Regions from separate parts of the Homo sapiens genome. Here regions 1 and 2 are each linked to region 3. A link is a loop called in an ENCODE intact Hi-C map of the cell type or tissue named here. Cell type or tissue: PC-3. All regions are shown on one strand. Links, peaks and the distances in the headings refer to the core of each region. The heading gives the core; the rest is flanking DNA.

Region 1 (11,232 bases), core at 1,322-9,321, 150 kb after region 3:
CATCATCTCAAATATTTACCATTTCTTAATGTAGGGGACATTCCAAATCCACTCTTCCAGTTAAAGTATACAATAAATTAATGTTAAGCATAATCACCCTATTATGCTAATGAATAGATCTTATTCCTGACTGTATTTTTGCACCCATTAACCAACCCCTCCTCATTTTCCCCAGCCTCCAATAACCATCGTTCTACTCTCTACCTCCATGAGATCAGTGTTTTTAGCTCTCACATATGAGTAATAACTTGTAGTATGTCTTTCTGTGTATGGCTTATTTCACTTAACATAATGTCCTCTATTGTTGCTAAAGATGACAGGATTTCTTTTTTATGACTAAATAATATTCCATTGTGTCTATGTACCAAATTTCCTTTATCCACCCATCCATTAATGGACACCTAGCTTGAATCCATATTTTAGCTATTGTGAATAGTGTTTTAATAAACATGGCAGTGCAGATATCTCTTTGATATACTAATTTCCTTACTTTTGGGTATATATCCAGCAGTGGGATTCCTGGATCATATGGTAATTCTATTTTTCATTTTTTTTGTGAACCTCTATACTACTGTTTTCCATTGTGGCTTTACTAATGTACATTCCCACCAACAGTGCACAAGGGTTCCCCTTTCTCTGTATCCTTCCCAGAATCTGTTATTTTTTTTGTTTTAGAAAAAAGCCATTTTCCATACTGTCCAAAGTAATTTATGGATTCAATGCTATTCCCATCAAGCTACCATCAACTTTCTTCACAGAATTAGAAAAAACTACTTTAAATTTCATATGGAACCAGAAAAGAGCCCGTATAGCCAAGACAATCCAAAGCAAAAACAACATAGCTGGAGGCATCACGCTGACTTCAAACTATACTACAAGGCTACAGTAACTAAAACCGCATGGTACTGGTACCAAAACAGATACATAGATCAAAGGAAGAAAACAGAGGTCTCAGAAACAACACCACACATCTACAACCATCTGATCTTCGACAAACCTGACAAAAACAAGCAATGAGGAAAGGATTCCCTATTTAATAAATGGTGCTAGGAAAACTGGCTAGCCATATGCAGAAAACAGAAACTGGACCCCTTCCTTACACCTTATACAAAAACTAACTCAAGATAGATTAAAGACTTACATGTAAAACCTAAAACCATAAAAATCCTAGAAGAAAACTTAGGCAATATCATTCAGGACACAGGCATGGGCAAAGACTTCATGACTAAAATACCAAAAAGCAATTCCAACAAAAGCCAAAATTGACTAATGGGATCTAATCAAACTACAGAGCTTCTGCACAGCAAAAGAAACTATCATCAGAGTGAACAGGCAACCTACAGAATGGGAGAAAGTCTTTGCAATCTACCCATCTGACAAAGGTCTAATATCCAGAATCTACAAGGAACTTAAACAAATTTACAAGAAAAAACAAACAACTCCATCAGAAAGTGGGCGAAGGATATGAACAGACACTTCTCAAAAGAGGACATCTATGCAGCCAACAAACATAAGAAAAAAAGTTCATTATCACTAGAGAAATGCAAATCAAAACCACAATGAGATACCATCTCATGCCAGTTAGAATGGTGATCATTAAAAAGTCAGGAAACAACAGATGCTGGAGAGGATGTGGAGAAACAGGAATGCTTTTACACTATTGATGGGAATTTAAATTAGTTAAACCATTGTAGAAGACAGTGTCGATTCCTCAAGAATCTAGAACCAGAAATACCATTTGACCCAGCAGTCCCATTAGTGGGTATATACCCAAAGGATTATAAATCATTCTACCATAAAGACAAATGCACACGTATGTTTATTGCAGCATTATTTACAACAGCAAAGACTTGGAACCAACCCAAATGCTCATCAATGATAGACTGGATAAAGAAAATGTGGCACATGTACACCATGGAATACTATGCAGTCATAGAAAAGAATGAGTTCATGTCCTTTGCAGGGACATGGATGAAGCTAGAAGCCATCATTCTCAGCAAACTAACATAGGAACAGAAAGTGAAACACTGCATGTTCTCACTCATAAGTGGGAGATGAACAATGAGAACACATGGACACATGTGGCCTGCCAGGGGGTAGGGGGCAAGGGGAGAGAGAGCATTAGGACAAATACCTAAAGTATGCAGGGCTCAAAACCTAGATGATGGGTTGATAGGGGCAGCAAACCACCATGGCACAAGTGTACCTACGTAACAAACCCGCATGTTCTGCATATGTATCCCAGAACTTAAAGTAAAATTAAAATTAAAAAAAGAGCAAACTTACAAAAAAGAAAAAAGTCATTTTAACACGTGAGACACTATCTCATTGTGGTTTTGATTTGCATTTCCCTGACGATTAGTGATGGTGAGCATCACTGTTGGCCATCTGTATGCCTTCTTTTGAGAAATGCCTATTCAAATTTTTTGCCTATTTTAAAATTAGATTATTCATTGTTTTGCTGTTGTTTGAGCTCCTTATATATTCTGGTTATCAATCCCTTGACTGTTGAATAATCTGAAAATACTCTGTCCCATTCTGTAGATTTTCTCTTCACTTTGTTGACTGCTTCCTTCTCTGTACAGAACATTTTTATCTTGATATGATCCCATTTGTCCAAATTGCTTTGGTTGCCTGTGCTTTTCAGTTCTTACTCAAGAAATTTTTGCATAGACCAATGTCCTAAAGCATTTCCCCAATGTTTTCTTCTAGCAGTTTCACAGTTTCAGGTCTCACATTTAAGTCTTTAACCCCTATTGATTTGATTTTCGTATATGGTGAGAGATGGGGGTCTAGTTTCATTCTTTACGATTAAAATTTGAAGTCAAATCAGATATAAATCTTAATAGAAATGTTGTCATTTTCAGAATAAGGAATAAGACAAGATAAGACTTAAAAAGTATGATTTACAGATGTAGTTTTGAGAGATGATGTTCTAATATAGGTAATGTCTCCAGAACTCTGTATAATTCTCACACAAAGTAGTTAGAAATAATTAGAAGCAACATCAACTTTTATTTGGGTAAGGTGCAATCCTTTATTTGAATATCTGCATTTTAGTTAATTCAAGTATCTGCATTTGGTTCATTAAGCAATTATGTAATTGAAATTATTTGTTCCACTCTGCTGAATCATAAAAAGTTACCTGACCACCTGATCATATCCTCATTTTATTTTGAAGCAAATAAAAAATGTCATGGACTATAACAATTCTTGCAATAAACAACAAAGACGTATGTTGGGTTGACAATTTAAAATCACCAAAAGCAGATTCTGGCCACTCACAGCAAATTAACAACAATTATGAACTTCCAAAGGAAATTTGCTGTACTTTGGAGTTAAAGCAGTTGTCTCCTAAATAAAACCAAACTCAAATTCAGTTATACAACTTGAGCATAGTCATAGTTTTTGAATAATCTTTGCTTGAGTCCCAAGTCAAAAACTATATAAAAAGCTACACTAGAAGAATTATGCCAATCCTGGCACCCTTCACCCGTTTCATCCCTGGCTCTTATAGGCAAAATTTTCTCCCAAAGTTTCTTCTCCATCCTCTAGTATTTCTTCATGCAAAAACTAGAATAGGTAAATATATATTCTCATTTCCCCTGGTCTCTTACGCAAAAAAAAAAAAAATACAGACTTGCTTACAGAATGCCCTGCCAACTTTTTGAAATCTTTCTTTCTCAGTTTAATTCTGATCTGTATTCTTCTTATTATGAGTAAGGAAAGATTGTTATTATGTATTTAAAGACCTTAAATTAAAAAGGACAGCAGAGTTAGCAGACAGCCCAGAGTGGGAGAAAATCTTCACAATCTACACATCCGAAAAAGGACTAATATCCAGAATCTACACAGAACTCAAATCAGCAAGAAAAAAAAATCCCATCAAAAAGTGGGCTAAGAACATGAATTAGACAATTCTCAAAAGAAGATATACAAGTGGGCAACAAGCATATGGAAAAATGCTCAACATCACTAAGTATCAGAGAAATGCAAATCAAAACCACAATGCAATACCACCTCACTCCTACAAGAATGGGTATAATTTAAAAAACCAAAAAGTAACAGATGTTGGCACGGATGTGGTGAAAAGGGAACACTTTTACAATGTTGGTGGGAATGTAAACTAGTACAATCACTATGGAAAACAATGTGGAGATTCGTAAAAGCAGATCTACCATTTGATCTAGCAATCCCACTACTAGGTAACTGCCCAGAGGGGTGGGGGGGAAGTCATTATATGAAAAAGATACTTGCATATGCATGTTTATAGCAGAACAATATGCAATTGCAAAAATATGGAATCAGCCCAAATACCCTATACATACCACGGAATACTACTCAGCCATAAAAAGGAATGAAATGGCATTTGTGCAACCTGGATGGAATCGAAGACTATCATTCTAACTGAAGTAACTCAGGAATGGAAAACCAAACATCATATGTTCTCACTCATATGTGGGAGCTAAGCTTTGAGGATGCAAAGACATAAGAATGATACATTGGACTTTGGGGACTCGGGGGAAAGGGCGGGGGGTGGCAAGAGATCAAAGACTACACATTGGGTACCAGGTACACTGTTCAGGTGATGGGTGCACCAAAATCTCAGAAATCACCACTAAATAACTTATTGATGTAACTAAACACCATCTGTTCCCAAAAAACCTACTGAAATTAAAACAAACAACTGATCAAAGTAGATGGTTTGGGTTTGGCTTGGTTTTTAACTAAAGCCTTTGCGCCCTCTAGTGGGAAGATGGAGCAGCCCAGCATCCACAGTGTGTGCTCTTCAGAGCTGGATGTCGCTTTGGAATCAAGATTCTTGGGAGGCCAAGGCGGGGCAGATTACCTGAGGTCAGGAGTTCGTGACCAGCCTGGCCAACATGGCGAAACCCTGTCTCTACTAAAAATACAAAAATTAGCCGGGTGTGGTGGCGTGTACCTGTAATCCCAGCTACCCAAGGAGGCTGAGGCAGGAGAATTGCTGGAACCCGGGAGGCAGAGGCTGCAGTGAGCCAAGATCATGCCACTGCACTCCAGCCTGGGTGACAGAGCAAGACTCCATCTCAAAGATTCTTCCTGTTTCCTTTTATATTTGTGGGCAGGATGTTTCTTTTATTTATGTATTTATTTTAAACTAAATGTTTCTTATCTCCTCTACTCGAAGGTCATATCCTCTTTATCTCCTTAAGTAAAGCCAGGAGCTCTGCAGTACCCCCAAGTGAGAAAAATTATGCTTAAGACACTTTTGTTGGCCGGGCGCGGTGGCTCACGCCTGTAATCCCAGCACTTTGGGAGGCAGAGGCGGGCGGATCATGAGGTCAGGAGATCGAGACCATCCTGGCTAACGCGGTGAAACCCCGCCTCTACTAAAAATACAAAAAATTAGCCGGGCGTGGTGGCGCGCGCCTGTGGTCCCGGCTACTCGGGAGGCTGAGGCAGGAGAATGGCGTGAACCCGGGAGGCGGAGCTTGCAGTGAGCCGAGGTCGCGCCACTGCACTCCAGCCTGGGCGACAGAGCGAGACTCCGTCTCAAAAAAAAAAAAAAAAAAAAAAAAAGACACTTTTGTTTTAGTTTAGTCCCAGACCCAGAGGAAAATCCTTCAAATTTCTTAAGTAAATCCTTAAAAAGTGTAATTTACACCAGAGCAATTGACCTGGTGTAAATAAACTGCAGCATGAGAAGAAGAAGAAAAAAAGACCATTATTACTTCTTTTTTCGGTGAACATTTTGTTTACATGTTTTGCAGGAAATGTACTTTTCGGTTTGTATGGATGAGATGCTGTAACAGAAACACATTTCCAGGGCTTTCTCGTGTCCAATCCGTGTGCAATGCAATTGCAATGAATAGTCCAAGATTTTCTTACCTTCTCATCACAACCACCCTCTTCCCCAAGGTTGGAACTTCAGTTTCTTTAATTACTTCTCCCACATCTCATGAGCTAGTGGGTAACATGGACTGCTAGTCCAAATACCCATTTAGCCTAGATTAGTTACATGAAAGACATTATCATCCTTGTCTTTCTCTTTTCAGTGTTCTCTGGAAGTAGTAGGTGATCAAGAAGACTATCTGCAGTGTCATGATTATTTAGTTTACTAAATTCAAGATTTCTTGCTCTGCAGTCAAAGCTCATTTCAAAACTCTTTCACTGCCAATTCCAAATGGCTGACAGGTAGATAAGGTGATGGCCATAGTGGCCCTGAGTAAGCTGGCATACTCAGGTTGCCAGCATGGTTCTGATATAGCAGTTAGGAAGAAATTATTTAGGCAGATAGTGAGTCCTCGGTAAGGTTTTCCTTTTAATGAAAAGCCGCCCCCAAATCATTTTATTTTCTAACAAAGAACAGCCTGTAAAATCGAGCTGCAGACACAGGCAAGCAAGCTAGAAGCTTGCATAGGTAAATGCTGGCATTGTGCCAGTAGGAACAGGTTACCTGGGACCAGGCATGTTCAAAACGGCAGCTCCATCTTCCCTTCTTTCCAGTCCACATGTACAGTAAGAAGCAGATAACATGGCAGCAGCCAAGTGGAAAGCCCATATGCATAATAGGGTGGAGTGGTCAGCCTTCCCCATGCATTATGTAAAACATCATACCTGCTCCAACCAATTTGTGGGCCCTATGTAAATCAGACACCGCCTCCTCAAGCCTATTTGTAAAATCCAGTGCACTCTGTAGGCAGCCCGAATTCCCATTCAGGTGCCCCTCTCTCTCATAAGAGAGAGAGAGCTGTTCTCCTTTCTCTTTCTTTTGCGTATTAAGCCTCCACTCCCAAACCCACTCCTTTGTGTGTCATAAGAAAACAATCCATTCTGCATGAAGAATGGTAAGAACAATTAGGAACATCATAGAATGGACCAATACCACAAATCCGTTTTGAAGGATACACAGGAATTTGTAAGGTGGTCAATGAGGCAAAGAATGTCCCAGGTAGGAATGATGTGTTGTGGTTCCTAACACCTGTTCTCCAATGAACTATGCATCTTTTTCTTCATTACCATCATTGTAGTTGTCATCAAAACAGCTGACATTTGTTGACAGCTCACTCTGTCTCAGTATGATGGGCACTGCTGGCTGGCTAAGTTAGCACCATACCCAGGCCACTTCTCCTTTGCTTCGTTATTAGAAAAGTAAACACTAGCTTTTCTAGCTTCCCGCGCAGCCTAAGGTGGCCACATGGCAAAATCCTCACCAATGAGATAGAAACCAGTCTGCTAAAATGTTCCAAGAAGGCTTTAGTGAGGATAAATGTGGTTGGTACCATCCACCCTGCCTCTTTTGGCTTTAAATACAGGTAAGAAGTGAGAAAAATGAACTCCTAGTGTTTAGGGCCCTGTGAGTCTGGTATGATACTACTTAAAGCCAAACCGGTCCTATGTAATAAAGCCAGGCAGTGGTGTAAGCACTTTACAAATATTAACACAACTAGAATTATTTGGGGTCTATGGATAATTTAAGATACCATTTGGCAGAATCTTATCAAACCACTGATAAATTGTATTCTATCTGCTATAGGATTCTACCGTTCCAGTGGTCTAACACTGACTCAGTCTTCACAAGCTTTTAAGCAAAACTAATTACAAGAAACAGAATAATTAACTCACAGCCTTTATTCTTTATCCTATGAAGAAAACCATACTACCTCGGAAGAAATTCTGGAATATACTGTGAAATAAGTAGAAGGTATGTCAGAAAAGATTGGCTGATTAAATGCTCATATAGTCCACAGTATAAAAATAGAAGAACCCAGACTGTTTTAATAATCAAAAAAGCACAAATTACTATTTCCTTTTTTGTATGAATATTGAAGATCCAAAGTCAGAAACAGTGATATTAGTTGGGTAAATGTTTTAAAAAAGGAATTCAAACAAACCTTTTGATTTTCCTTTATTTCTTCTCTCATATGTTGATTTACAGCAATTCTGGTTAGAGATCTGGAAAAATGAATACTAATATAATTGATCCTTCCTTAAATGTTTAGAACTGATCTATATAACCCAATGTAATCTAATACTTTGGATAAGAAGCTAAAAACTCCAAATCCTTTGTGACTGAAAAGTATACATTTCCATATGGCCTAATTTAGCTTTCATTTGACAAAAGTATTTGGTTCAAGTGGAATGGAGGTTCTCAAAATTTCATGTGTACTAGCTGTATGCAGTATGGATTGTCATCATTTACTATGACTTATTTTTTGAAAACACTTCATTGAAAAAGCTGTTTTGCGTTATTTTGCCCAATAGAGAAATTTTGTATGAAATTACCAATGTATAAGTACATGAATATACGTACATGAAGAATTTTTTAGTTAACCTGGGAACCTACCAGAGTAGAAATGTTCTAAAAAACTGAAATCATGGCTTTACATCACTCACTCTTTCAATTTTTTCAATTTGTTTATTAAAAACATTTTTTTAGAGACAGAGTCTCACTCTTCTACCCAGCAGGACTGCAGTGGCATGATCACAACTCACTGTAGTCTCGGGTTCCTGGGCTCAAGTGATTCTCCTGCCTCAGCCTCTCAATTAGATAGGACTACAGGTACACACCACCACATCCAGCTAATTTTTCAATTTTCTTCTAGAGATGGAGTCTTCCTATGTTGCCCGGGTTGGTCTAAAACTCCTGGCCTCAAGTGACCCTCCTACTGCCACCTCCCAAAGTGCTGAAATTATAGGTGCGAGCCATTGCACCCAGCCTATTCACTCTTGAAGAGTTTATAATTCACTTATAATTTAAAGACAGCAGAAGTGTTCAAAATACAGTTCCTATGGACTGTATTCAACTTGATAATTCCTAAACATGACTAGCTTTTACAAATTTTATAAATAGAATTAAAAAATTAAAAGATTGTTAATGCAAAGTTCTGCTTTAAGGAAAACTCAAGTAGAAAGGTGTACCTTGAAACAGCCCACAATAAGTATATATTATTTCCTAAAGTTTGGCAGCATTGTGAGAAATTACAATTAAAAATTTAATAAGGCAAATTTTTCATTTATTTAGCAAATATTTCATTTCAACAAACATTTACAGATTGTCTACCAAGTGGTTTTAGAGATATGCTCAAGCCTACAATTTAGCCATTAAGCAATGTTAGCATATTTTATAATTTTTTCTTAATTACAGATTAACAGCAGAGTTTTGCATCAGAACCTCTGAACAGTTATACTGACTTAGCATCAATAGAGCTAATCAACTGTCTGATCAAGACTAAAGTTATTTTACTTTATTTGTATTTGATCTAATAATTTTTATAACGGCCATTAATTAAAATATTATGGCTAAACAGATATGACATTTATACACACCCATATATATTTCATGTTTTATTATATAAATGACGACTTCTCAAATTCTTGACATTTAAAGTTGACTGAAAGAGGCATATCAATATATTCATTCTTAATCTGTAAATAAGGAAACAAACTCCTTTATTTCAAGGTACCACCAAAAAATCCTTGGTATCTTGTAGCCAACCATGTACTATTTATTTACTTTCAAAATTAAAGAATACATATATTGAAGATTCTGTAATCTGTATGATGAATAAATGTACAAAATAGTGTTTGGGACAATAAGAGGCATAGCAATCATTCTATGCTTAGGAAGGTATGCTAAGCTAGTAGACTGCTCTCCAATTCCTCTCAGTAAAACACCATTGTTGCCCATGCACTGCGACTTGTCACATATTTTATCTCTTTAGTATAAGCTAACTCATATTTTACTTGTTGCTAATTTTATACTCTGTCATCCCTAACCAGAATACAATTGCATCAAAGTTGTGTTATATAGCAAATTCTCATAATACGTGGTAACTTGCATTGCATGCACCGGTCTCTTTAAGCTATGCAAATGTATTTCCTATTGAAATGGAATATATGTTTAATGTAACATCAGTATTCATGGAAGCAGTTCAACGAGACATCCTCTTGGCAAAAAAGTACTCCACACAATATTCATCCAATTAAGACATTACCAATCATTTGGACTCTGAAAGGGTAAGAATATGATTTGGCAGTACTTTGGGCATAGACCTCCTACTTAGAGTAATACTTTTTATCATCCTCCATAAGGGAAAGAAAAAACACTCCTTCATTATTTATTGCTTAAACAAGTTTTTCCTTAGATTACTATGCATGATTTTAGAAAATTTTTTAGGACTTTTTTTCCTATTTGCCTCTAACAAGAGTTCTACCTTACAGTGCATACACACATGTATGCACAAGCCAATATTTTGCTCTAATCAAAAAATATATATATATTGAAAAGGCCCTGATTTCACAAAAGCTATATATACTAGAACTAATTGACACCTTCATGTTAAATGAAATCAGCTATTTTCATAAAACTCATTTAATAGAAAGAGTTATAGCTGCAATGAAACCTATAAACTTTAACATACCTGGCTTTTATGGGGAAGTTCTGTGAAATGTCTTTCATTAATTTAATGGAATCATAAACTGGAGCGGACATTATTTGAGAAGCTGCTTGAAAACTAAGATCTGGAAGGAAAAATATTATTAAGGAATCTAGCATAATATTAGACCTTTATAGACATTTCCATGAAATTGAAATACTTGACTCAATTCTTCTTGCCAAGTATTAGTATACAAACATGTTAATACTGTTACATCTGCATTTTTAAAAAGTTTTAAATGTAAAGTTATCACTTATTTCCAAATATAAGCTTTATACTTTTATGAATGACTATTTAATACCTCTTGTTTCCACAAATTACAGTATAATTTCGAGAGAGATATATGAAAAGAAATGCTCTCGCAAAGCTTTTTCTATACTTAAATGAAACATATGACAAAAAGTCAAAAGAATAATGAAGAGGAGTAAAAAGAGCTTTAAAGAGCCAATTCTGAAAAGACCTCTAAGAAAGCTCCACTGTGTTTAACTCAGTAAATAGAAACATTCAATTTCTCTTTCAACATTGTTTTACCTTTGTGCTGAAATAAAATCCTAAACTTAGTATTATTTTATCTGATATGACAATCCTATAAAAAGAAAAATGTGTGTTGCTAACTGTGGTTAGTTTCAAACATGTCAGAAGAATTCATCTTAGTATTATTACTTTGTCAAGAGTCAGAAAAGATTTAAAACTAAATTCTTTCATTACCTACCTCAACAGTGAGGCAGATTGTTTCTCCTTTAGCTTAAGGACAGGATACTCACCCCACCACTGAACCTAACCATCTGGATATCTTACAATGACTTTAAATCAA
Region 2 (9,603 bases), core at 1,604-9,603, 650 kb before region 3:
ACCGAGCTGGTCGTGCGCAGTGGCTCATGCAAATAATCCCAGCATTTTGGGAAGCAAAAGCAGGTGGATCACTTGAGGTCAAGAGTTCAAGACCAGCTGGTCAACACAGCAAAACCCCATCTCTACTAAAAGTACAAAAAAATTAGCCAGGCATGGTGGCGCACACCTGTGACCCCAGTTACTCAGGAGGCTGAGGCAGGAGAATCACTGGAGCCTGGGAGGCGGAGGTTGCAATGAGGCGAGATTACACCATTAGACTCCAGCCTGGGTGACAGAGCGAGACTCCATCTCAAAAAAAACCCAAAGTGACAGCGAGCAAATGACAAAGCTGGGCCAGACTCCTGCTCTGTTCGACTTCTCCACCACCGGAGGCCCACCGTCCTACCGAGGATGGAACCATGCACAGGGGGCCAGCAGTCCATGCTTACACACATCCAGGAAGGAACCAAGAAGTCGCCATGCAGCCCAGCCCTGAGGGGACCCCATTGCCACTGGAGTCTGCCTGCCACGCAGAAGCCCGCAGGTGCCTGGGACACTATCCGAGTTACTGGGCCAGTCCTCAAAGGTGGCTACGGAAGAGGCTGAATGGCAGCCACTGTCCTAACCCCCACTTTCCCCCAGAGACTTTCTGATGTGGGAAGGAGCAAGGCAGAGCTGGGTGACCTGGGACCTGGAGTCTCATGTGGGTATCAGAAGCTGAACAGGTAAAAAGGGAAGGCTTGAAAAACATTTTGTCCCACATTCTACCTTTTTATCAATCACCTAATTGTTAAAATAGTTTTCTACCTTATAAACACCCCCAACTGAGAGGTGCCTGGCAGAGGGGAAAATGGAATCTGGAGCTAGGCAGGTATGGCTTTGAACTTGAACTGCAAATGTTCAAGTGAGTCATTTTATCTCTCCAACCCTCCACTTTACCAGCCAGAAGCAACATTCAACTCTTGAAACCACAGTCTTGAACAAATCATTCTTAAATTCTAGAGTTTACTAGTAGGTTATCTCCAAACTGACAGATTAGTAGGTAAAGAGCAACAAAGCCTTCCCAAGAAAGCCCTGTGTTGGTCCCAAGGACCTCACTTCTAACCTGTCATAGAGAAATGATGGAAGAAAAGAGCTGAAAGACAAGGCCCAGGTTGCCAAGTGCCACCCTTCCATTGAAAAATGGCGTACCATCTTTCCTATCTCCGGGGCCTGGTCCATCAGCAGTTTCTTGGTTATCAACTGTAACTACCAGTGGGGGAAAACTAGCAAAATTTGCCATCTGTTTCTCAACTCCCTAAAACATGATACACTCCACTCACTGCAACACACTGAAATCACCTTGTATATTCTCCTACTTTGACCCTATATTTCTGCAAAATTTCTCTAAAATGGATCTTCAGGGAAGCAGGGGACAGTGGGGGGACACCAGAGCAGGACAAGCTGAAGTATAGTAATTATTTTAGGGAAATGTTAGCAATTCTGTACAAACTTTGAATAAAATGAAAATTTTACTTTAAAAAAGCGAGGCTAGCAATATCAGAAAAATAAACAAAATGAGGATAGCAATAGCAAAGGCACTGGGAAATCATGGCAAAAGATTAAAACTTTACACAGCTTTGTGTGTGCATATGTGTGAGCGTGTGAGACAGAGAAAAAAAAATAAGACCTGGTAGGATCTGAATAACTAGGAGCTTGCCTTAGCGCATCTTTTCCTATATAGTGTATACTATTCAATAAAAATCTAGCTCATTACTGCTAACTTAATGTCATTTCCGAAAATGCATCATCTCTCATTAACAATAGTCCAGGATGAAGAAACAGCCCATTAAACAAGCAATGATTTCTCTATCCAAATCGCCAGCAAATACTACTCACCTGATTGACAGACTCTGATATTCCAGCCATTGTTCAAGCAAAATTACTCATTCCTCACAAACCTGGCTGGAAGCCTTCTGCATCACACCTGTGACAGTCTGTGGCGGCCTTTTCCAGACAGCATAAAAGAACAGTAGGATGTCCAGGCCACACTGCACAGGGCCTGGGGAGAGCCCTTTAATGCCATTATTCACTGATTTTTATGGCCCAAAGAAGGTAACATAGTATTTATCAGTATTTACCATTTTTTCTATCTTCTAGAACTTATAGCCCTCTATTAAGTATGCTCAGTTTTCATCAACTATCCACCAGGTTTATGAAAACCTCAGTGTACAATCAAACACTTCATCTTTTCTGAAAACAATCACTCTCTTGGTGAAATGATACACAATGAAAAATAAATTTTAAAACAGTTTCCTTTAAATAATAAATTGCACTGTAAATTTATCCATGTAACCAAAAACCACCCGTACCCCAAAATCTACTGAAACAAATTTTCTTTTTTAAAGGGAGTGGAGAAGGAAACCTGTGGTTTGAGAGGGACCCAAGCAGGAAACATCAGCCAAGTGCACGGTGCAGACATCTTCCGGAGTCTGACGCAAACCAATGGGTAATGAGATACTAAAGCACTGTAATCTCTGCCTAGCCGGTTGATGATAGCAAGAAATTCTGGTGATTTTTTTTCTTGAGTGAGATGTAATTTTTTTTCAAAAGTGTTCTTATCTTCTAGAGATAAGTAATAAGGTATTACAGATAAAATACAATTACAGATAAAATACAATTGAGGCCAAGGGTATGCATCAGAAGAATCTGGGTTGGGGGTGGAGCTAGCAGAGGGCCAGGGGAGAGACGGAGTTGAATTGGCTACAAGTTGATCGCACTTGAACTTGAGCAATGGGTACAGGCAGGTTCAAGACACCCTTCTCTCCACTTTTGCAAATTTTTATAATTGTCCATTTTGAAAAAAAGAAAAGTTAAAAGTAAATAAAACTTCACAAAACCAACCAAACCCCCGAAATTCACCCTGTAAACATCATTTTCGCATCAGACGTAAAAGGACAGAGCGTGTGTGTGTTTATTTACTGGGAGGACCGCCTTAAAGTATTAAATAACATTCAAAGGTCTTTAAAAATTAAAAAAAAGTTAATAAACCTTGTTGTTCAAGTGAACACTAGTATTACTGGACATTCGAGTACATGAAATCCAAAAGTCATCACTCACCTTTTTCAGAGCACAAGCCTTTATGACTTTTTCATATCGTTCCTTTTCGTATTTCTTCCCAAATAAAATATTACTCCTCAGAGTTCCCGAGAACACCCAGGGCTGCTGAGACACATAGGCAATTCTTCCATGCACGCTGACCAGCCCGTGACTTGGGGCCAATTCCCCGAGCACGGCACTTAACAGTGATGACTGAAACAGATTGTAAAAAAGCACATGTTCAGTCAACACTCGAGACAAGAATAAGCCACTGCAATGCAGCCTTGCCCAGCCCTGGGAGCTTGAAAAACACCATTCATTCATTTAAAAGAGCACAGGAAGTTGTGATTAAAAATTGGAAATAACATAATGGTCCACATAAACTAGTAGTTTATAAGGAATATTAACAAAATAGAGTGTAACAATCTACTCTGCCCTAATGAGTTTCCCTAAATGAGTTTCATGCCCCTAAATGAAATGGTACACGGAACAAAGATCAACTAAGAATGTTTACAGCAACAGAGTAGCCAAGCATGACATATATAGTTCATATATCCAATACTGAATGCATTGTTCCTGCATGCGGGTATCTTTTTTGACAAAGAACTAATCCTAGAAATGCTGTATGTAAATAACATATCCTGGCCAGGTGCAGTGGCTCACGCCTGTAATCCCAGCACTTTGGGAGGCCGAGGCGGGTGGATGACTTGAGGCCAGGAGTTCGAGACCAGCCTGGCCAACATGGTGAAACCCCATCTCTACTAAAACTACAAACATTAGCCGGGCATGGTGGCACGCCTGTAATCCCAGCTACTTGGGAGGCTGAGGCATGAGAATCACTTGAACCTAGGGAAATGGAGGTTGCAGTGACTCTAGATCACGCCACTGCACTCCAGCCTGGGTGACAGAGCGAGACCATGTCTCAAAAACTAAATATACATACATACGTGAATAAATGAATGAATAAATAAAAATAAATAATAAATCCTGTGCACTAGGAAGGACTTTTATTTTTAAATACCCAAGAATCGTGTCTCTGAAGAGCAAACTTCAATTGTTAAACCACCCTATTTGTTATACACCTACAACTAGATTTATTGCGTTGCTTTAGAATATATGAGACTAAGTCTGTACGCACGTTTCCTTCACATCTTCTACAATGCACAGACATGACGTGTCTGTGCCCCCCACTATCAGAGCACTTACGACACTGAACTGAAATCACCTGTTTGTATATCTGTCTCACCCCAGATACCAGAAACTTCTGGAGGGCAGTGGCGTCTGGGTCTTGATTACAGGTGTATCTTTTACTCCTAACACAGGACTATACACCTGGCTACAGGTTTATTAAATGTGTGTTCATGTGACTTGGAGAAGTCATATCAAAACATGTTTAAAGCTTTTCAGACAAGCCTTCATAACCTCCAGATGTCTTGTAGCATCTAGGGTCCCCTCTGACAAAAAGAAGTTCCCACTTTCTTAGTCAATCCATCCTGCATAGTGGTCACATAAATAATTTCTTTCATGGAGATGTCCAACTTCTAGGAGTTCCCAATTGCTCAACTTGAAGAACCAAGGGAAACATGATATGCATTGTCCACATTTATTTGGTCATGTGACCCTTCTTGCAAAACGAATGTTCCATGCACTGAGAAATGCCGTGCCAAGTGTACCCAGTTCAAAATTGTGTTACACGTAGCCTTGGGCTCAAACCCACGAAGTTAATATGATAAGTGGGGTTGCAACAAGCTGCCAAAAGCCATTCTAACTCACCTTCCCTGCTCCCACGGGGCCGACCACAGCTAACAATTCGCCAGGTCTGACAGTAAAGGAAAGGCCTTGTAGAGTTGGGGTCTCTGATGCCTACAAATTAAAGTTTATAAAATGTGCCCATTTCAATAAAGTCACACAAATCACTTCAAAAAGAGAAGAAAACAATACAACAGTCATTGATACATGAACATAACCCAAATCTTTCTCCTTCCTATTTTAAGATATTGTATCCTAGAGTCCTTTTCATACAATCATATTTTTTTGGTGGGGTTTTACACAGTTTGGAGTCTTCAGTACTTAAGGAAGGCCCATTCCCTTTTACCAGATTTTCATGTGAACACAGCTCCAGACTTCCACAAAATTTAGATAGTAAAAATGACAAGACAAGCTTCTTGAAATGAAAACTCATGCTAACTTACTAAAACAATATATATATATTTTTTACTTTAAGTTCTAGGATACATGCGCAGAACGTGCAGGTTTGTTACATAGGTATACATGTGCCATGGTGGTTTGCTGCACCTGTCAACCTGTCATCTAGGTTTTAAGCCCTGCATGCATTATGTATTTGTCCTAATGCTCTCCCTCCCCTTGCCCCCCACCCACCGACAAGCCCCGTATGTGTAATGTTCCCCTCCCTGTGTCCATGTGTTCTCATTTAAAACAATATTCTTTTTTTTTTTTTTTTTTTTTTTTTTTGAGACGGAGTCTCGTTCTGTCGCCCAGGCGGGAGTGCTGTGGCGCGATCTCCGCTCACTGCAAGCTCCGCCTTCCGGGTTCACGCCATTCTCCTGCCTCAGCCTCCCGAGTAGCTGGGACTACAGGCGCCTGCCACTGCGCCCAGCTAATTTTTTGTATTTTTAGTAGAGACGGGGTTTCACCGTGGTCTCGATCTCCTGACCTCGTGATCCGCCCGCCTCGGCCTCCCAAAGTGCTGGGATTACAGGCGTGAGCCACCGCGCCCGGCAATATTCTTAATATAATATTCAGTATGGGAGCTTTTCAACCATTTGTAAATTTTCATTCTGTCCCTTGGTTTTAATATTCTATTTCATTAACCTCCACAAGGTGGCAGCATGAGTACATGGCATGCCCAGTCCTTGGCTAATGGATGACTTGAAATCTCCACTAATCTTTCCATTTTCACTTGATAAAGCATGAACCTCAGTTATGCCCAGCCAGCCAGAAGGCACTTTATACTATAAAGTCACTCTTGGCAAATGAACTTCTACAAATGGTGGTCAACCCTGTAACCAAGAGCTCTAATTTAACAATAACCAAAAACTGAAGAATAATGAAATTAAGTGTATGTTCATAGGTCAAAGTGAAAGTCTCAGTGTTACACCTGCAGCTTGTGTTACCCATCCTGGGAAAATAGGGACAGCATAGTAGTTCTACTATAAACACTGAGGTACCCACCACAGCATTCAATCCAGCACAAAGGGAGGAAGGGATGAAGTACTCATTAGGGTATCAGAAATAATGTTCCTAAACAATCTATAAATTCTATGATAAAAAGATTCAGGAGTATATGCATGTTTTTACATATACTAAATGTTAACAAAATTATCAATCACTGCTAATGTTAAAAAAAAAAAAGTTGTTTTAGGCAGGGTACGGACTGGTTCATGCCTGTAATCCCAACATTTTGGGAGATGGAGGTGGGAGGATCACTTGAGCCTAGGAGTTCAAGACAAGCTGGGGCAACATAGTGAGAAACCATCTCTTAAAGAAAAAAAAATCAGCCAGGCATGGTGTGTGCCATAGTCCCAGCTACTCAGGAGGATGAGGCAGGAGGATCCCTTGAGCACCGGAGGCTGAGGTTGCAGTGAGCCAAGATTGCACCACTGCACTCTAACCCGGGTGACACAGTAAGACCTTGTCTCAAAAAAATGTTATTTTGCAGTTTATTATTTAGGAGACCAAATCAAATTCATTACTTTTACAAAGAGCTTCTAAATATTTTCAATTGAGAGGATTAAGTGTGTATCAGGGAGAAGGGATAGTTTACCAGAGCATGATAGGGATAGTTTACCAGAGCATGATAAACCAAAATGAGGAGGTTTCCTCTTCTCATACAAGGACAATCAGTACTTTGAATTATCTATCTTTTAAAAAAGCAAAAGTCAGTTGGTACAAATAAAGAGAGGAATGGTTTTAAATTCAGAGTATAGAACCTCAACCGTAAAAACTGCCAACTCTAAGAACTTTTGTCCAAACCCAGACATCAACACTAGTAGACAAAAATTGATACTGTTAAGTAAAGTAAAAACAGCTACAATTTGGGAGGAATCCTAAAGGGGTTTAAGCAGCACATTTATAATCTTCGTCTGAATTTCTCGTGGATAGATTGGAGAGACTTGACCATGCATGTCTGGTGGGTAGGCATTTAGCAAATTTATTCAAGTCCCAAATCCTTTCGGAAGTGGCTATTCTTCTGCACGACACACTTTGGTAAATGCTCATCCATATCATAGAAAAATGATCAAGAATGAATCAAAGGCAATGCAGCCTCCTCAACTCTAGAAAAGGATTCTTCAAAATGAATCTGGCGTCCCTGAAGGGTGGAACACCCCTGGGATGATGGAAGAGGGAAGCACGCATGGAGTCAACCAACCCAAAACCTAAAGACACTGAGCTGGCGCAGCCCACAGTTACTCATCAACCCCTCTCCACATCTCAAGCGGGCATGTGCAATTAGTAAAATGCCCAAAAGACAGAAAGCACGGTGGGGGAATAAGAGATCAAGATAACCTTCAAAATGAAAAATTTACCTGGAAACGACTTAATGGTCACATATCCGAATAATCACAAATATTTCTATAAATGGTCAAATGCTAAAATATGTGTGTATGAAAACTGACCCCTTATGTGTCCCATACCACATCATAGGATGGCCGCAGACCAAAACGATCATGATCCCTTTTAAGCACAAAGAAATTAGCCCCAGATTTCATAGGAATTATATAACAACCACCCAGAATAGGTTTCTTTACTCCTTCATACATGCCTAACAACTATTTCTTTTTTAAAAAAGTAATACATTACCTAAACACTTGGAAAAATAACGTTAAACAAAATGTGACATATTTACACGATTTTAAGTGCAAACTTGTCACAAATTCACAAAGTCTTGCTTGACTTCGCCTTACTATATAAGGTGTTCCTCCTCTAAAATGTAACGGGTCTACTCTGTATTCCTGATTAAGTAACATCTGTCTCTTAAGACAACTGAAACCTACTTATTTCTGTGATTACAAAAGGATGAAAAAACACAACCGGTCAACCTGTCCCTTTCCCCTCCTTTGCAGTGTGTCTCTTTCCTAACAACTACTTCTGATTTTACTTCTTTTTATTCAGTTTTGGCTGCAAAAGAGTGAGCCACATGCAAAACCCAGCTTCCCATCAAGGCCCTGGTTCTTAGAGCAGGTTTCTGCCCCGCCGGGAGGCCTGGGACCCAGCACTGGTGGGCTGCAGCCAGAAGGGGGCAGCACTCGACAGCTCAGAAGGCTAGGCCCATTCCCTCTGGGACCTCCCCAGGCTCCAAGACACACTAAGGCAGGCAGACTGAGCCCCCACTCTGTGGGCCCTGGGGCCAGAGCAGTGAAGAAAGCAGAAGCAAATCCCTTCCCCATGGAGAGTCACAGGCTCTCACGGGGCCACAGACTTTACAGCTTCAGCCCAAGCCCCTGTTTTATAAATGAGACCTAGGCTGGTGAGAAGACCTTCCCTCCAATACCTGCTGGTCTATCCAGCAGGACTGCTGCTGGGGTCTCTGTCTTTCTCCGAAATCCCAGCCCAGCACACCCTTCTTTCCTCTGCAGCTTCTCTCCAGAAGCCCGTGTCTGTGCCCCTCCTCCCACCCCAGCACCCTCTCAGCCGCAGGACCTCCCTAATAATCCCTGCCAGTGTGAGGCAAAATCACCCCAAGACAAGGCCAGAAAACAGGATGGAGTGTTCTGTTTACAATGCAGCTGTCAATGTTATCTAGGAACCGAAAAACAACAAAACAGACCATTTTACAATATCGCAGGGTTTGGTACAAAAGAAATTTGCAAATGGGACCTACACAGTGTGTGGTAGCTACCTCAGTGCCTTCCTCTAGCTCAACAGCATTCACCTAGAGTGCTTTTTTCTAGTGGGATGTTCACAGAGCTGTCTGTCAATGCTTGAAGTGTATTAGAGCTGGGCACGGTGGCTCATGCCTGCAATCCCAGCACTTTGGGAGGCCAAGGCGGGCAGATCACTTGAGGCCAGAAATTCAAGACCAGCCTGGCCAACATGGGAGAAACCCTGTCTCTACTAAAAATACAAAAATTAGCCAGGCATGGTGGGGCGTGCCTGTAATCCTAGCTACTCACGAGGTTGAGGCAGGAGAATCACTTGACCCTGGGAGACAGAGGTTACAGTGAGCCGAAATCACAGCACTGCACTCCAGCCTAGGCAAAAGAGCAAGACTCTGTCTCCAAAACAAATAAATAAATAAATAAAGTGTATGAGGGTGGGAATGCCAGCAGATAAAGAGAAACTGTCACCTTGTGTGAGTTTCCATGTGCACAAGATGCGATGATGTTCTAAATATCTGGGAACACATTATTGTTTTGTTGGTAGAGATGGCAGAAATTACATCAGAATTAGGCAAACATGAAACAGGGAGTGCAATACTTAGAGCCAAGGGCATGTAGAGAAAGGAAGAGTCTGGAGTCTAGAGAGTTTTGACATTTGTCCCACAGGGGAGGACGGAGGCAGTGGGGCTGGGCAGGAGTGCTGCTC
Region 3 (11,232 bases), core at 1,584-9,583:
AAGAATCAGTATTGTGAAAATGGCCACACTGCCCAAGGTAATTCATAGATTCAGTGGAAAAAACTACTTTAAAGTTCATATGGAACCAAAAAACAGCCTGCATTGCCAAGACAATCCTAAGCCAAATGAACAAAGCTGGAGGCATCATGCTACCTGACTTTAAACTACACTACAAGGCTACAGTAACCAAAACAGCATGGTACTGGTACCAAAACAGAGGTATAGACCAATGGAACAGAACAGAGCCCTCAGAAATAATACCACACATCTACAACCATCTGATCTTTGACAAACCTGACAAAAACAAGAAATGGGGAAAGGATTCCTTATTTAATAAATGGTGCTGGGAAAACTGGCTAGTCATATGTAGAAAGCTGAAACTGGATCCCTTCCTTACATCTTATAGAAAAATTAATTCAAGATGGATTAAAGACTTAAATGTTAGACCTAAAACCATAAAAACTGTAGAAGAAAACCTAGGCAATACCATTGAGGACACAGGCATGGGCAAGGACTTCATGACTAAAACACCAAAAGCAATGGCAACAAAAGCAAGAATTGAGAAATGGGAACTAACTAAACTAAAGCGCTTCTGCACAGCAAAAGAAACTATCGTCAGAGTGAGCAGGCAACCTACAGAATGGGAGAAAATTTTTGCAATCTACCCATCTGACAAAGGGCTAATATCCAGAATCTACAATGAACTTAAACAAATTTACAAGAAAAAATCAAACAACCCCATCAAAAAGTGGGTGAAGGATATGAAGACACTTCACAAAAAACGATATTTATGCAGCCAACAGACACATGAAAAGATGCTCATCATCACTGGTCATTAGAGAAATGCAAATCAAAACCACAATGAGATACTGTCTCACACCAGTTAGAATGGCAATCATTAAAAAGTCAGGAAACAACAGATGCTGGAGAGGATGTGGAGAAATAGGAACACTTTTACAGTATGGTAAGGCTGTAAACTAGTTCAACCATTGTGGAAGTCAGTGTGGCGATTCCTCAAGGATCTAAAACTAGAAATACCATTTGACCCAGCCATCCCATTACTGGGTATATACCCAAAGGATTATAAATCATGCTGCTATAAAGACACATGCACACATATGTTTATTGCGGCACTATTCACAATAGCAAAGACTTGGAACCAACCCAAATGTCCAAAAATGATAGACTGGATTAAGAAAATGTGGCACATATACACCACGGAATACTATGCAGCCTTAAAAAAGGATGAGTTCATGTCCTTTGTAGGGACATGGATGAAGCTGGAAACCATCATTCTCATCAAACTATCACAAGGACAGAAAACCAAACACCGCCTGTCCTCACTCATAGGTGGGAAATGAACAATGAGAACACCTGGACACAGGGTGGGGAACACCATACACTGGGGCTTGTTGTGGGGTGGGGGTAGGGGGTGGGATAGCATTAGGTGACATATCCAATGTAAATGACGAGTTAGTGGGTGCAGCACACCAACATGGCACATGTATACATATGTAACAAACCTGCACATTGTGCACATATACCCTAGAACTTAAAGTATAATAATAATAAAAAAAAATCTCTTTTGTAAAACTTCTCTCCCTTACTTATATACATATCTATACACAAACACATACATACAGACCTATGATTTTTCTTTAATGGAAACGAGATCAATTATAAATATTGCTCTATAACCTATTTTTTAACTTAAAATATGCTGCCAGCACAAATACATTTACCTTGTTTGTCTTGAAAGGCTACACTGTATTTCATTGTTTGTATCAATGTTTATGTAACCAATTGTCTATTGATGGACAGATTATTTCTATTTCATTGTTAAAAATAATGCTATAATAAACACCAATATAGACATCATTTTTCTTTTTTTAAGTTTGTTGAAGTGAATTGCTGGGTGAAAGGGTATACAAATTTTAAGTTTTTATACATATAAAATTTCCTTAACTTATACAGCTACTATACGTTTACTTGTATAAAAATGCTAACTTTCCAACATTCTCACCAATGCTCATTATTATTAACTGTTACCTCTTTCCCAATTTGATAAAAGAAATACTTATATATAAGAAAAAGATGTTTTTTGTTGAGGTAATTTTCCTTTCTTCCTTCTTCCTGCTTTCTTTCCTTCTCTCCCTCCTCCCTTTGTCATCCTACTTCTCTCCCTTTAAAAAAAGTCATATCATACCACTTACAGAATATTTTCTTATGAATTGAAATAGTATCTTTATCTATACTAAATTATTATACATACATGGGTGTGTATAATGAACTTTTTGAACACACCAAGAAAACTTTTTTTTTTTAAAGGAAAACTTTTTTTTTTTTTTAAAGTCAAGATGAAACAATTTCACGTTTATATGAGACAGTTTATACATAATCATTTCGGCTTCCCTAAACAGTAAAGCTGAGGAAAATGAGAACTGTATTCTGAACCACTGGGAAGAATTATTGAGAGTATTAGCCAATATAATCTAGTGAAAGTCTCTAACACACTGACCCGAACACAATAGGAGTTCAGGGGGTTTTTTAAGAAAGAGTGAAGAATAGGGAGACACAGGCAGCACTGACAGGGAAAGAGAATTACAGGACAATCAAGAAGTTTGTATCAGCTTTAAAAAATAAATTCAGCACATTTGTTGAACACTTATGTAGGGCAATGAAATGCCAAGGTAGCCACAGTTTTTTTCATAAAAGGAATTGAAGCAAATCTAATCCAAGTCATTCTCCAGCCCATGATTAAACATACTAGAACCACAAACACGTGGGGAAACCTCTGTTATATATGAGATTAATTTTGGAGATAGGAAATGATATTTTTAGTTAGCTATGTAAAGCTTTTATTAATTTTTAGGACTTGCTCAAATTTTCACATTTAGGAAATTCAGTGCAATCTTAAAGACAAACACTCCTTTTACTTTTATTTTTCACCTCTATGTTGTGTCAGGAGACTAATGTTACACTATCTATCCATATAGAGTTATGAGCTGAAGCTGTATCCATGGGGAAACAGATTATCTATGTTTTAAACTTGTAAGCTTAGTCTACACAAAAATACACCTTTAAATTATGCCACAGACTTTCTTAAAGAAATTCTTAATCATTTTATAAATTCACTAAGAAATGAGTCTGTAGTCTATTCTAATCTCATTAATGCAACGCATGTTTCAGACATCACAACACGTTGATGACTTACTTGTATCTTGCTTCTTGTTTTCAAGATGATCTAATAGTTGTCTTATCTCAGCATCATACTCCACCCATTCTGGGACAATTCTGGCAGCAGCTTTTAGTTTGGATTCTTTTGTTTTGGGATTATTGCACTAAAAGTTTAAGTAAATTTTGTTAATGAAAGACCATGCTCCTGGAAACATAAGGACAATGCTGTGTCACTAGGGCAAACAAAATACATTTTATAAAAAGCAGAGTCCTACTAAGTACTGGAAGTTTAATACACACAGGATCAGGTGAAATGATATATCACAACTTATGTATGTAATAATTGCTTAATACAAATACCTCAATCAGAAATTTAAATAAAAATTGTTGAAAGACATTCTGATGACTCATAAGTCTGTCAAAAAAAAATTATGTAAAACTTTTTGACAAAAGATCTAATTACATTACCACTATGTAGAAGAACATAGCAGACTAGTGTGCTTTGTAGGCACAGTAGAAAAACATGGAAATGGCATCTCGGTTCTCAGGGTTCCAACTCCATATTTACTAGTAGTAGGATGTGTATGTATCACATAATTATGTGTGTGTGTAGGGTGTGTAGCTTAATTTATTCAACTGCAAAAGAAATTAAAATAGGAAAATCTCTAAGGTTCCATCAATACACAATCAGTTTAAACTATTGAGTACTACTATAGAGTTTCTTGGGAAATTAAAGTTAAAAGCAAAAATTATAGAAGGTTGATAAGAGTCTGACACACTATGTATCTGAAGGTACAGCTGAAAGGATCTGCTGATATATTGGACGTGAGCTGTAAGTAAAGAGAGGCATCAAAGAAAGACAAAGCCACCAGTACCTTTGGCTTGAGCAATATAAAAAATGGATTTGCCATTTACTGAGACAGAAGACAATGGGAGCAGTATAAACTTCATCAAGTAATAAAGGAAGCCCATTCACTATTTACAAAGAATTAAGGCAGGAAGCAACTTGAAGCTCACTTCTGGTGACATTTTCTCCACTTGCTTTCCTCTTATTTCTTAGGGGAAAGCTATTAGTCATGAGCCGTGAGCCTGTTGTCTTAACCCTTTCCTCACCAAATATTTTCAGTTGATTCATTATGGATTTCTTTTCCATAGTGACATATTCCTGAGGTAAGTGGACAACACAATTTTCCTTGCAGAAATTAACTTTATAGGCAATGTCTTCTATATAGTGAAGATAATGGGACTAATTCTTTTTTTAATTCTGTCATACTATTAAAAAAATAAAAATATTATGTTTTGTTTAGCTATTTGTACTACATTGGGTTTGTGTGTGTGTGTGTGTGTATGTGTGTGCTCATGCATACACTCTATAAGCTTTATTAGTGTTTCTTAACTGGGTAATCATGCCCCTCGGGGAGCTTTGGCAAAGTCTGGAGAAAATGTGTGATGGCCGGGGAGTGGTGGGGTGCTACTGCCATCTAGTGGACAGAGGCCAGAAATGCTGCTGAATACCCAACAATGCACAGGAAAACCCCTGTAACAAAGAATTCTCCACTCCTCAATGCCAATAGTACTGAGGCTGAAAAACTCTGAGATGGAAAGTTGAGAGAGTATAATGACATTCATAAACATTTTCATTCCCACCTTCAATATTATTAGTCATGCTCTTTTCTTCTGTTAGGCCATTTCCTTGGGAATTTTCTGCATTCTCTTTTCTCCTCCATGAAGAATAGCATGTTCTCTCATTCTACTCTTAGTGTTTCTATGAGGGAGACGGGCTGAACACCAAAATTTGTGCCACTTCTCCTTTTCCTGGGTATTGGTATTGCTATTGCTAGGAAGTAGCTGTCCATCCAGGAATGCCATTTCTCAGCTCCTGTTACATCTAGATATGGCCACGTGACCAACTCCCACCAAGGGGCCATGCCTTTAGGATTCAAGATATATGTTCTCCACACTTTTTTTCCCCTTCCCTCCAGATTGGTACTATCCAATACAAATGCAATGAAAACCATACACATAATTTGTGGGTTTTTTCACTAGAAAAATACTAAATTTTTCTAGTAGCCATGTATAAAAATGTAAGAGGAATAGGTGAAATAAATTTTAATACTATATTTTATTCAACCCAATATATCCAAAATACTAAGTCAACATGTAATCAATACAAAAATTAGTAATGAGATATATGTTATTTTCATTGTATTGAGTATTCAAAATCTGGTGTGTACTTTATACCTTACAGCACATCTCAATTCAGAATAGCAACATGTTAAGGGCTCAACAGCCACATAAGGCAAGTGGCTACTGCACTGGAAGAAGCAGTTACAGGTGGACAAAAAGTACTCCCTGAGACATGGCACACAGGAGGGCTACTCAATGACGGAGATATCCACTTAGGTCTGCTGCTGGAATGAGTATGAAGCCACTGAATTTTGGGGGTTTGTTATGGTAGCTCATGTTAGTCTAAGTACTAAAGATCCCAAAATGACCTACACCACTACTGTATGAGCCACAACAGAACCCTAACAACATATTAGTAGTTGTGTTCAATAATGTTCTTGGCCTCTCTTTATGAAATTCCCTTGCTTACCTCTTAAAAATGCCTTTTTATTTGTTTCTGCTATATTCTACCAACTATGATTACATTCTAACATGCTGGCATGCTATTTTTAAAATATGTATTTCTATACATGTCTGAAAAAGTTCCTATATTTTGTTTTCCTGCTCTTTTTTGTTCAAAATTGTGTGAATTCTAACATTTTAATAGCTTATTCGTCAGTGAAGATCTTGTAAACAATTTTCTACACTTAGCACATTAAAAACAATATACTAGGAAAAAAACTTATTATACCTACTAAAGACAAGGTAGTAGTGGAATATAAAATCTAAATGGACAACAAATAAATTACTTTGAAATATTTTATGTTTAGGAGAGTTAAACTGCACAGCATAAACTGCTTTAAATGAAAATCTAGGAAAAATAATCTCTTAAAAATAAGTAAGAAAAAAGCATGTATGATATATTTTAAGTAGACAAAATTGTCTTGTTTGCCTTTATTTGGGGGAAAATATTGGCAGGATAACTAAACTGAAGACATGTCAAGATGATAGCTAATCCACAAACATTTTCAGCTAGCTCTCAGCCCTTTTTTTTTGTTTGTTTGTTTTTTTGAAATGGAGTTTTGCTCTTGTCTCCAGGCTGGAGTGTAGTGGCGCCATCTCCGCTCTCTGCAACCTCTGCCTCCCAGGTTCAAGCAATTCTCCTGCCTCAGCCTCCTGAGTAGCTGGGACTACAGGCATGTGCCACCACGCCCAGCTAATTTTTTGTAATTTTAGTAGAGATGGGGTTTCATCATGTTAGCAACGCTGGTCTCGAAGTCCTGACCTGAGGTGATCCACCTGCCTCGGCCTCTTAAAGTGCAGGGATTACAGGCGTAAGCCACCGTGCCCAGCCCTCTAAGCCTTTTTTTCAAAAGTCCTTTTGCAGAAAAGAGTTAATACAGAAAGCCTGAAATTGCTATTCTTAGAAAGACCTGCTTGTAAGTTTGGCTCCTCGCTGGCATCTGGGAACACAGGGTTCAGGATGGTTCTCACCATTCCTTTATAAGAGTAACTCACTGTGTCTAAATTATCTGTGCAAAGGTGTTTATGCTAAACACTTGCTTTCCTCCTGAGTGCTGGAAATTTAGGTGTGTCTCAGGCAGACAGTGCTATATGGTCACCAGCCCCCAGTAAAACCCCTGGACACTGGGGTTTCTAATAAATGTCCTTAGTAGGTAATACTTCACACTGGTTGTGGAATCTCTTATTGCTTGAGGAATGAAGCTTGTCCCGTGTGATATCACAGAGAAAGGACTCTTGGAATCTTGCACCTGATTTTCTCTTTGCCCCATGTGCCTTTTCCCTTTGCTGACTTTGCTTTATATCCTTTCACTGTGATAAATCAAGCCATGAATATGATTATATTTTGCATCTCATGAATCTCCTTAGTGAATCATCAAACCTCAGGGTGGTCTTGGGGGCCCCCAAAATAACCCTATACTTGCCAACCTAAGTAAATGTGTAATAGACTGAACAGCAGAAGAAGCGAAGTAATACGTATGCCACTCCCTTTGTAAAACAGAAAGAAAATATTTCTATTTAAACATTTCTGTATCTGCTTACATACAAATGAAAACAAAGACACTCACCAGATCAATTGTTTTGGCTCTTTGTTTGGATTCATCATCACACCAGGTTTCACACCACAGCCAGTCTTGAGGAAGAGACTTAATGGCGACTTGGTAAATCATATTATTGGGGAGATCCTACAGAAAATTGTGATTTAATCATAGACGTATGAAATTTAGAGTCAGAAGGAAAGAAGCTGAATGAAGTAAGACATCAGTTAGACTGTAAACAGATCATAAAACATATGCAAATCTGAGATTTCTCTACACTTTAAAGCTTAAAATACCTAAGGTGATCCAATCATCTTGTGTCATGAATGAATCCATGCACTGGAATATACCTACATCTCTCCTAGACTCTACCCCTGGGAACAAGGATGAAGAAGGAGGCATAGAAACCTACCATTCAATAGTCCCCACAATGGACAGCCTCACTACCTCTATCTGCCTCTATTGCTCACATTATGCCTGCAATTACTGTTCATATTGGTCACCACAATGCTCTCTGGATTCTGAGGTGAATTTTCATCTCCCCATTGGAAACAATGATCCATGAATATTTTCCCATTTCTGCATGCTCAGAGCTCTCTAAGTAAAGATTGCTGGCATCTGGGTTAATGGATGTTTGACTGGCAAACTAGCCTAGTAAGTTAGAGACCTTTGGAGAGAATCAGACAAATCTTCCCCAGAGATATTTGTTTATATTCCAGGGGTGGAGTCCTTCCCTTCCTTTCCCTATAGAAGATCTGCTTATATTCAAGAGCAAAGGCATGTTCCTCTCTCTCCAAGAGTATGAAGGGTACTTGTGCTGGTTGTCCTACATAAGCTCCAAGATTCACAATTTTAAGGTTCTTCTCTCAACATCCCTATTAAACATCACACTGAAAGTCCTAGCAAATGCAATAAGACAAGAAAAGGAAAATGTATATAGATTGGGAAGGGAAAAAAACCTGTCACTGTTTGTGATAACAGGATTGTTTATGCAGAAAATCCCAAGAATCAAGGGAAAAAACTTCTGGAACTGATAAGCAATTTTAGCAATGTTACAAGATAAAAAGTTAATATACAAAAGTCAACTGCTTTTCTATATACCAGCAATGAACAAACATAATTTGAAATTTAAGAAAACACACCATTTACATTAGCACCGAAAAAGAGAAATACTTAAACATAAATCTAATAAAATATGTTCCTCAACAAAATGAAAACTACAAAATTCTGAGGAAAGAAATCAAAGAACACTGAAATACATGAAGAGATATTCTATGTTCACACATAGGAAGACTCCATAGTCAAGATAACAGTTCTTCCCAGATTTATCTATAGACTTAACACAATCCCAATCAAAGGCTTAGCAAGTTATTTTGTGGAGATTGGCCAACTGATTCTAAAGTTTAGGGAAAAAGGAAAAGATCCAGAATATCCAACACAATATTGAAGAATAAAGTCAGAGGGCTGACACTACCACACTTGAAGTCTTACTATAAAGTTACAGTAATCAAAACAGTGTGGTATTGGAAAAATAAGAGACAAATACATCAATGGAACACAATAAAGAGCCCAGAAATAGAAAATTACCCATACTTTCTGCTCATTTTTTTTGTAAACCTAAGACTGCTCTAAAAAAATAAAGTCCGTTAATCAAAGAAAGAAAAACCTTAACTGTCCCTTCTGACACCCTTAGTTCCTTGGAATCCCTTCCTTAAATAACCTGGCCTACCATATTATCTAAGCTACTAACTCAAATGGTTATATACTAGACCAAGTCTTCTATACTTTCAATTTCATGGTGCCACTCTCTGACCACCTCTTGATTTTTGGCTCACTCCACTGAGTACTCAGATATCAATATCCTTTGACCCCTTGGAACCTCCAATCAACTGATTTTACCACTATTTCACTGTCCCTCATTCCTTGATGTATTCACCCCTATATAGTTATTCTTCTGAATATACTCTCAACTGTCTTATTCTTCTCTCACTTAGTTGTACTTTCTTGACAAAGTCATAGTCCTGATTAAATCTCAATCTCTGTAACTGTTCTCATGGAACTCAACATGGCTGAGTTCCATGAGTACAGGACACACACACACACTACCCCCCATGCCGACTGTTTTTTCATTTTAACCTCCTGAATATAAATCTTAGGGGAACTTTAATTCTGTCAATTATATATATGGGTCTACTCTGTTGTCACTTAGCTGATCTTTAGCTGATTATTTCACACACTGTCCTCATATCCTTCCCTAACCTCCATGTACCTAATAATCTACTTTCTGTCTCTACGAATTTGTTTAGTCTGGACATATCACATAAGTAAAATTATACATTATCAGGTTTTTGTGTCTGGCTTCTGTCAGCACAATGTTGTCAAGGTCCATCTATGCTGTGACATATTTCAGTACTTCAATCCTTTTTACAGCCAAATAATATTCCACTATATGAATTTACAACATTTGGCTTATTCATTTGTCAACTGATGGGCATTTGGGTTGTTTCCATTTTCCAGCTGTTATAAACAATGCTTCTATAAACATTTGTACAAATTTTTGTTTGGACACATGTTTTCAACTCTCTTGGGTATATATCTAGGAGTGGAACTGCTGGGTCATATGTTAACTCTGTTAAACATTTTCATGACCTGTCAAACTGTTTTTGAACTTGGTACACTATTCTACATTCCAAATAGGAGCGTATCATGGTTCCATTTTCTCCATATCCTTGTCCACTCTTGTTATTGTCAATCTTTTTTATTGTAGCTATCATAGCGAGTATGAAGTGGTATCTCATTGTGGTTTTGATTTGCTATTCCTAATGACAATGGCATTGAGCATCTTTTCATGTGTTTATTGGACATTTGTGTATCACAGAAGATATATCAATGGCTAGTAAACACATACAATGTCTATTTACATAGACATATTTCGTATTTAAATGTCTATTTAAATAAACATATTAAAATCTCCAAATAAACACATTTAAATCTCTGCTTAAAGACTTAAATGTACAATGTAAAACCATAAAAACCCTAGAAGAAAACCTAGGCAATACCATTCAGGACACAGGCATGGGCAAAGACTTCATGACTAAAATACCAAAAGCAACAGAAACAAAAGCCAAAATTGACAAATGGGATCTATTTAAACTAAAGAGCTTCTGCACAACAAAATAAACTATCATCAGAGTGAACAGGCAACCTACAGAATGGGAGAAAATTTTTGCAATCTATCCATCTGACAAAGGGCTAATATCCAGAATCTACAAGGAACTTAAACAAATTTACAAGAAAAAAAACAACCCCATCAAAAAGTGGGCGAAGAATATGAACAGACGCTTCTCAAAAGAAGACACTTATGCGACCAACAAACATACGAAATAAAGTTCATCATCACTGATTATTAGAGAAATGCAAATCAAAACCACAATGAGTGGTTTTGATACCATCTCATGCCAGTTAGAATGGTGATCATGAAAACATCTGGAAATAACAGATGCTGGCAAGGATGTGGAGTAATAGGAACACTTTTACACTGCTGGTGGGAGTGTACATTAGTTCAGCTGTTGTGAAAGACAGTGTGGCAATTCCTCAAGGATCTACGACCAGAAACACCATTTGACCCAGCAATCCCACTACTGGGTATATACCCAAAGGATGATAAATCATTCTACTATAAAGACACACGCACATGTATGTTTACCGCAGCACTATTTACAATAGCAAAGACTTGGAACCAACCCAAATGCCCATCAGTGACAGACTGGATAAAGAAAATGTGGCAGACATATACCATGGAATACTATGCAGCTATAAAAAAGAATGAGTTCATGTCCTTTGCAGGATATGGATGAAGCTGGAAACCATCATCCTCAACAAATTAACA

What was found. Peaks named below come from ENCODE experiments on the same cell type or tissue, not always from the same donor. Only the 100,000 strongest peaks of a DNase experiment are listed, where the experiment ranks them.
Region 1: a loop joins it to region 3, with 16 times the contacts of the local background. A loop is called at or near these places in 5 of 110 quality-filtered maps.
Region 2: it touches region 3 in a loop (15-fold over the local background); 35 of 110 quality-filtered maps call a loop at or near these places.

Annotation. Positions count from the first base shown.
Region 1 is chr13:95,975,930-95,987,161 of GRCh38, forward strand. It overlaps UGGT2 (UDP-glucose glycoprotein glucosyltransferase 2), which reads right to left. Exons shown (of 39, transcript NM_020121.4): 9 at 10,404-10,503; 10 at 7,875-7,935. Among named protein-coding and RNA genes, the nearest start is that of UGGT2, 72 kb to the right of the region's middle. In PC-3, for the core only: CTCF peaks have their summits at 4,750 (motif pointing left) and 4,950; no DNase peak of the experiment used is centred there.
Region 2 is chr13:95,183,623-95,193,225 of GRCh38, forward strand. ABCC4 (ATP binding cassette subfamily C member 4 (PEL blood group)) reads right to left here. Exons shown (of 31, transcript NM_005845.5): 10 at 4,831-4,920; 11 at 3,079-3,270. Among named protein-coding and RNA genes, the nearest start is that of SNORD13G, 22 kb to the right of the region's middle. In PC-3, for the core only: CTCF peaks have their summits at 5,921 (motif pointing right) and 8,305 (motif pointing right); a DNase peak (open chromatin) is centred at 5,919.
Region 3 is chr13:95,829,713-95,840,944 of GRCh38, forward strand. It overlaps UGGT2 (UDP-glucose glycoprotein glucosyltransferase 2), which reads right to left. Exons shown (of 39, transcript NM_020121.4): 37 at 7,374-7,490; 38 at 3,215-3,341. Among named protein-coding and RNA genes, the nearest start is that of DNAJC3, 160 kb to the left of the region's middle. In PC-3, for the core only: a CTCF peak has its summit at 4,660 (motif pointing left); no DNase peak of the experiment used is centred there; H3K27ac peaks cover 483 bases.